Linked DNA regions of Homo sapiens: region 2 is linked to region 1. Evidence: read pairs that join two places in POLR2A ChIA-PET (ENCODE). Cell type or tissue: GM12878. All regions are shown on one strand.

The links. Peaks named below come from ENCODE experiments on the same cell type or tissue, not always from the same donor. Only the 100,000 strongest peaks of a DNase experiment are listed, where the experiment ranks them.
Region 2: POLR2A ChIA-PET joins it to region 1 with 6 read pairs; 4 of 35 experiments call an interaction of 5 or more read pairs at or near these places.

Annotation. Positions count from the first base shown.
Region 1 is chr5:91,359,469-91,363,468 of GRCh38, reverse strand. No RefSeq gene overlaps it. Among named protein-coding and RNA genes, the nearest start is that of ARRDC3-AS1, 19 kb to the left of the region's middle. In GM12878, no CTCF peak of the experiment used is centred here; a DNase peak (open chromatin) is centred at 1,938.
Region 2 is chr5:91,032,938-91,036,937 of GRCh38, reverse strand. The region is part of intron 85 of ADGRV1 (adhesion G protein-coupled receptor V1); the gene reads right to left. Among named protein-coding and RNA genes, the nearest start is that of LUCAT1, 280 kb to the left of the region's middle. In GM12878, no CTCF peak of the experiment used is centred here; no DNase peak of the experiment used is centred here.

The DNA.
Region 1 (4,000 bases):
TATAATCCAGACAGCTTGACAGGTCTGAATCCCAAAGCATAGTATTAAGATGGTTAGAATAAAAGGAAAATAGCAGGAAACTAAGATAACAGCACACGCATCATGCAAACTAATAGTATGCTGGTAGCCTATAAAAGCATATACAGAACCTACGGCAATAAAATCATACATGCTTTCTTCTCCAGTTTGTCAATTCCAAATACAAAAGCAGAGGAGAAAATGTTATGTTCCCTCTCTTTCACCATTCTTCCTCCCATTTGGAAAGCCAATTCTAGAAAATCTTTTGTGAGGAAAAGCCATAGGAATCCATGCTGTGTAAGGGAAGCCACAGACAAATGCCCCAGGCTGGTGAGCTTTCATGAGTCTTGAGCAAACTGATCAGCAGACTGATCAGGAAAATCCTGATAAATTCTCTCATTGACTTGCTCCCTAGGTTAGTTTCCTGTGGCTGCTATAACAAATAACCACAAAGCTTAGAAAAATAGAAATTTATTCTCCCACAGTTCTGGAGACTAGAGGTTGCAAAAACAAGGTATTGGCAGGACCATAATTCCTCTGAATCCTGTAGGGAAAAAATATTTGCTTGTTTCTCCTAGCTTCCGGTGATGGCTGATGTTATAGTTTGGATGTTCGTCCCCTGCAAATCTCATGCTGAAATGTGTTAGTGTTAGAAGCAGAACCTGACCGGAGGTGTTTGGGTCATGGAGGCAGATCCCTCAAGAATGGCTTGGTGCCTTTCCCAGCGTAATAAGTGAGTTTTCACTCTATTAGTCCATGGGAGATCTGGTTGATAAAAAGAGTCTGGCACCTCCCTCTCCCATCACTTTCTTGCTCCTTCTCTCACCATGCTTGCCATTTGCCTTCCACTATGATTGAAAGCTTCCTGAGGCCCTTATCAGAAACAGATGCTGGTTCCATGCCTTTTGTACAGCCTGCAGAACCATGAGCCAAATAAACCTCTTTTCTTTGTAAATTACCCAGCCTTGGGTATTCCTTTTTTATTTTTTTTTCTTTCTTTACTTTATTTCTTTTTTAAAAATACAGAGTCTGGCTCTGTCGCCCAGGCTGGAGTGCACTGGCACAATCATAGCTCACTCACTGCAGCACTGCAGACTCAATCTCCTGAGCTCAACTGATCCTCCTGCCTCAGCCTTCCAAGTAGCTGAAACTCCAGGTGTGTGCCACCATACCCAGCTATTTTTTTTTTTTTTTTTTTTTTTTAGGAACAGGGTCTCACTATGCTGTTCAGGCAGGCCTTGAACTCCTGCCCTCAAGCAATCCTCTCACCTCGGCCTCCCAGAGTGCTGTGATTACAGTCATGAGCTTCCATTCCCAGCCAACATTCCTTTACAGCAACACAAAGTGGATGGACTAACAGCTGGCAATCCTTGGCATCTCTTGGTTTGTAGATGCATCACTCCAAAATCTGCCTCCACTGTTTTAGGGCCATCTTCTCCCTGTGTATCTCCTTCTCTCCATGTGGCATTCTTCTCCCTGTGTCTCTTTCTTTTTTTAGAATATCAGTCATATTGGATTAAGGGCCTACCCTACTGTAGCATGACTTCGTATCAACTAATCACACCTACAATGACTCTGTTTCCAAATACGGCCACATTCTGAGGTATTAGGGGTTAGGGCTTCAATATTTCTTTTTGGAGGATATAATTCAACCCATAACATTCTCCTTCTCTCCCCAAAATAAAACATGATAACAGTGTAGTACCCATAGGGAAGAGCTTCCTGTTTAGAGTAAATATAGTTAGCTATTCCTAACTTTATAGAGCAGATTCAATCCTGAACTGTAAAATCAATAGAGATTAAAGGAAACTATTTTTTTTCTAGACGCTGGTACTGTGGTGGGTGAGTACTCAAAATGGGAGATAAATAACCTGAGTTCTGTGTCATTAATCATCAGAGAAATGAAAAACAAAACCACAATGAGATTGAATGTGGCTTTTGTTGTGGAAAGAAAAAAAAAACCACAGTGAGATATCATCTCACGTCAGGCAGAAAGGCTATTATTAGAAAGTCAAAAAATAACAGATGCTGGCGAGGTTGCAGAGCCAAGGAAACACTTATACACTGTTGGTGGGAATGTAAATTAGTTCAGCCACTATGGAAAGCAGATCGGAGATTTCTCAAAGAACTGAAAATAGAATTGCCATTCAACCCAACAATCCTATTGCTGCATATATACCCAAAGGGAAAGAAATCACTCTACCAAAAAGACACCTGCACTCACATGTTTATTACAGCACTATTCACAATAGCAAAGACATGGTACCAACTTAGGTGCCCATCAATGGCAAATTGGATAAAGAAAATCTGGTACATCTACACCATGGAATACTGTGCAGCCGTAAAAAAGAATTAAATTGTGTCCTTTGTAGCAACATGAACGCAGTTGGAGGCCTTTATACTAACTGAATTAACACAGAAAGAGAAAAGCGAACACTGCATGTTCTCACTTATAGGTGGGAGTTAAACACTGGGTACAAAGGACATAAAGATAGCAATAACAGACTCTGGGGACTCCAAAAGGTGAGTGCAGGAAGGGTTGAAAAACCACCTATTGGGTGCTATGTTTTCTTTTGGGTAATGAGATCAATAGAAGCCCAAACCTCAGTAACATGCAATGTACTCCTGTAACAAACCTGCACATATACCCCCTGGGTCTAAAATTTAAGAAAGAAAGAAATAAAGAAATGTAAATTCTGGTCCACATCCCCTAAGCGGCCCAATGAACTTGAACAAGTGATTTAAGTTCTCTGGGGGCCCCATTTCCTGTTTCCTAACCTACAAAACAAAAATCTTTTGAGACCCTTCCAGCAATATCTTTCTACTTAGACTGCCTGATATAATGGAGTTAAAATACGATAGCCTTGTATCCAGGCTTTAAGATTTCATATTATTGTAACATTTATAATTTCCCTAGATTTTAACCAATATTGCAGTTTAAAACTTGCACAATTTAACTCCAGTCACCTAATGGACAAGGCACTGGCTTAAAAATAATAATTAATTAATTAAATTTAATTTAAAAGTAAAAAATAATGAATAGAATAAAAAATTAAAATTAAAAAATTAAAAAATGTTAAGACAAAAAATAATAAAAAATTTTAATAAAATAAGTAATAAAAAAGTAAAAAAAGAAACAAAAATAAATTAAAAATTAAAACAAGAACTTACACAATTTCATTTTACTCTAGGAAATAATTTGTGCTACTATGTAGGCCACTACCAAATTTCAAAACAGCTGAAGCTCACCACATTCTTTCAAGGCTAGCCACAAAATTATCCAGTGACCACAGTGTTCTGGGAAGTATACTGAACTAAGAATTAATAATCCTTAGCCAGGTTTGGTGGTTCACGCCTGTAACCCCAGCACTCTGGGAGGCTGAGGTGGTAGGATCGCTTGAGCTCAGGAGTCCGAGACCTGCCTGGGAAACATAGCAAGACCCCAGCTCTATTTTTTTTTTAATAATTTGTTTAATAAATTTTTTTTTATTCTAACTCCCAGTCTTCTTATAGCCAACCAATCACAATGCAAGGCACCCATCAGTAAACTCCCTGGATGTTAGTTTCTTCATTCCTCTCAAGACAAGTGAAAGTTTTCCATGACTTCTGAAATTTCTTCTAGCCAAATATTCTATGTCTTTTCAATGGAAATGAAATTCAGGAGAGATCTTTCTTTTATAATGCCACATACTATGTAATTTGGGGTTGGTTTGGTTATCTCATTATAATTCCACTTAAGGTAACTAAAATATTCCTAATTCCAGCATGAAGATATGTATTTTTGCCTAGTGTTAAGTAATTTTAATGTATAAGCCAAGATATAAATTTAAAAATCTCCAGGAAATTATTAGTAAATAATTATGTATTTACTACTACATAATTATGTATTAGGAAATGTATTTGATTTTTCTTTTTTCTGTTTTTTTTTTTTTTTTTTGAGACAGCGTCTTACTCTGTCACCCAGACTGTAGTGCAGTGTCAG
Region 2 (4,000 bases), 330 kb after region 1:
TGGCAACAAAAAGGTCATCTAAGTTGTATAATCTTTAACATTTAAAAATATTTTATTTTTATTTTCTTGCATTTAATTTCCTGCCAGAAACTCTTAAGCCAGGGATTCTTAATCTGAGGTATAAGAATGTGCTTCACGGGCATTGTGAATCCCCTGGGTAATCACTACTTTAACATAGTTCCTTTTAAAAACAATTAATAATATATATAGTTTTTGAGACAGGGTCTCGCTCTGTCGTCCATGTTTGAGTGCAGTTGAACAATCATAGGTCACTTCAGACTCCAACTCCTGGGCTCAAGTGATCCTGCCTCAGCCTCTCTAGCAACTAGGACTACAGGCGCTCACCCGCAGGCCTGGCCGTTTTTTTTTTTTTTTTAAGACGGAGTCTCGCTTTGTCGCCCAGGCTAGAGTGCAGTGGCGCGATCTCAGCTCACTGCAAGCTCCGCCTCCCGGGTTCACGCCATTCTCCTGCCTCAGCCTCCCAAGTAGCTGGGACTACAGGTGCCCGCCACCACGCCCGGCTAATTTTTTTTTGTATTTTTAGTAGAGACAGGGTTTCACCGTGTTAGCCAGGATGGTCTCGATCTCCTGACCTAGTGATCCGCCCACCAGGCTCTTGCTTTGTTGCCCAGGTTGGTCTAGAACTTCTGGCTTCAAGCAATCCTCCTGCCTCAACCTTCCAAAGTGTTGGGATTACAGGTGTGAACCACCATACCCAGCTTTAACATAGCTCTTGAAATGAGTTAAGTTACTGTTACCAGATTTTCTAAGGAGCCAGAAAAAAATACCAAGAGCTGTTTAAGGATACATGCCTTACCTCCTTATGTGAAGTATATTGTGAATTCATTTAGTGTATATTAGAATACATTTAAACATAATGATTTCTTCATTAAGTATATTTTTAACATCACATATCTACAATACTTAATCTAAAACCCTCATCTGTCAAGCTTCCTTTATCTCATATTTTTGTTCTTGAGATTCTGTGTGTAAGTAAGGAAATCTTAGCTGACACATGTATATAGTGCCTACCAGGTGCTAGGCATTGTTGTAAGATATATATATATATATATATAATATATATATATATATACACACTCATTTATTACTTACAACATCCATATGAGATAGAGATTATTATTGTTATTATTATTATTCGATGTTATAGATGAGGAAACCAAAGAACAGAGGGGTTAAATAACTTGTCTAAGGTCACACCAGCTAGTAAGTGATAGAGGAAGATTTGAAACTAGGCAGGCAGATACATGATTTCATCTATATCATTCATATCCAAGCTACATTGGTTTCTCAATTCAAGATATTTTTAGATTCCTTTTGCTCTAACTAAATTAGCCTAGTAAATATTATAAATATAAACTAATAGTTTGCCATTCACAAGAATTACATTCTTGAAATTTTCATTATCTAATAAAACCTAAGTTAGTAATATCAAAGCATTTCAGAAAATTGGGGTTAAGCAAAGAGTTGAAAAATCATTCTAAAAAATATATTGGGGAAGAGGAAAATGTTATCTTAAAATCTTATAAACAGAATTCTTCTTGGGGAAATAATTTGTTCAGCAAAACTCCTTAATAGTCCATTGGGAAGTAAGTGAATGGGCCTCAAGACAAAGACAAGGTGACACCAAGGGAAGATGGATTTGCTTTTCAACAGAAAGTGAGGAAAATTTGGTTTCTTTCCAGAGGCAGCTCAAGAGGGAGGCAGTGAGAATTAAGGACATAAAAAAGGGTTGATGGCATACAACATATGGTGGCAGGCTGGATGGTGGAAGAAGTATAGGGCTGGAAGGAGAAACAGAGCCATTGCAAAAGTCCCTGTGTTACAGATGACAGAGGAAGCTTTAAAAATAAGGATGTTAGTCTGGATGCAGCGGCTCACATCTGAAATCCCAGTACTTTGGGAGGATTGCTTGAGGCCAGGAGTTGGAGAATAGCCTGGTCAAAAGAGTAAGACCCTGTCTCTACAAAAAAATAACAAAATTAGCATGCCTGTAGTCCTACCTACTGGGAAGGCTGAAGGGGGAGGACCGCTTGCACCTGGGAGTTTGAGGCTGCAGTGCGCTATGATCATGCTACTGCACTCCAGCCTTGGCAACATAACAGGGGGATAAAGAGGATGTCCACCAAAACACCCATTATGCTGTTTTGTCTGCTTGTCACTCTGACTTGTACTTTTAGAATTTGGCAGGATGCAAAAAAACAAAAGGAGTCTGTCCTTCATGTCTGTGTGGATAAGAGACAGAGAGAAGAAAACACCTGAAAGAAGCTAGAATCAAGAGTGGAGAGAGATAATACAGGGAAAGCAGAAATTCGAAGCACAAGTTTCCATGGAGATACTGGTGAGGACACTGTACGCCCTGACTTTCTTGTGATAAGGAATTAGGCCAAGCTCTCAAAACATTTATATGGAAGGATGACTTTAGGAGGATGTAGTACTTAAGAATAAAACTTCTAAAAACACATTCTTTTCTAAAATAAAACAGAATTATTAATGTTAATAATCTACCATGACATATTACCCTTCTTGAATCTCTCTTCAAATTTTAAGGAAACTTTGTTCAGTCTAACCAGTGAGGCAGATTTTTCCATGAGTTCTGTGTTATGTAGACTTTAACCTGCTTAAAGTTTGTAAACCAAACCTTATTAAAATTAAATGTAATGCATTTGTAGTTAGACTAACCATAGCTGGTTTTCACAAGCCTCAGCAAAATGCTTAGGTAACCTCCCCGCCTATACTAGATTTGGTCTTCCAGCTATATTTTGGAAGATTTGGAGGACAGAAAGCAATCACATTAAATACAAACTTTAAATTTTTTAAAATTTAGTATCTATAGAAAAAATCGGGTTATCACAAAACTGTAGTTGGTTAGGAATTTCTGCATGCTTCATTTCTCTTACATAAAGAAATCAAAATATTTGGTGACTTTAAATAAGAGAAAAAGAAATGTTAAATGAACAATGTCTCTGAATAATGCAGTATTCAGAATATAAAAAATCACTAAGATTTGAATATCTGTTAAATGTAAAAATGTGAAAGATGAACTTCAAGTCAATATGGTTGACAGTACTGATGTGTAAGAATCCCCCATCCCTGCTCAAAACAAATAAACTGCTTAAAAAATAAATAAGAATAATACAATTTGGAATTTATAGTGTAACTCAAAATTTGGAATCATAAATCCTCATGTGCCAAAAATAAAGCCACAACAAAATGTCACACTGGGTAATAGGACTGAAGTCCTGCGGCTCACAGAGAATCAGAACTGGGAAGGGCAAAGTTTAATGCCTGTGAGGAGGTGTCAGGGCCCTGTTTGCACATTGCCAGGACTGAATTACATGCAGAGACCTAGGAGCCATGAATGGCTGCCAAAATCATGAACAGGGAATCAGAAAAATCTTTGCTCACTGCCCTGGGAGACTGGCAAATAGTTAACAGTCAGAAACTTGAACTGCAAACCTTGTCCCATGTACATGTGACATCCAAATTCACACTATTCACAGAGATCAGGAACATGAAGCTGAGAAAGTAACATAAAACTGGTCTGGAATCTTTAAATCATGTAGGACCCCGTCAAAGGGCACAAGGAATTCCTATAGAAAACTCTAGCCATGCTTATAATAAAAAAATTATAAGCCACACAAGGAAATAAAGGTCCTTGTATCATTCAAGAACAAGTTAAAGACATTATTAACTTAAAATGTTTTTAAGTATATGTATTTTAAAAACCATACAAATTAGTAAACAAAAAGTGGAGTGTTTAATCACATCAATGGAAGGAAAGTAAAAAAGGAAGTTAACAAAAAGCTCAGTTCATAGAAAACACAAAGTAAGATAGTAGAAATAACTCAAAGTTTATTAGCAATCAAAATAACTGTAAATGTATAAAACCCACTAACTAACAGGGCTCTAGATTTGATATAAACAAATCCAGATCTGTGCTATATAAGATTTACCTAAAATAACGAATGACGCTTGAAGT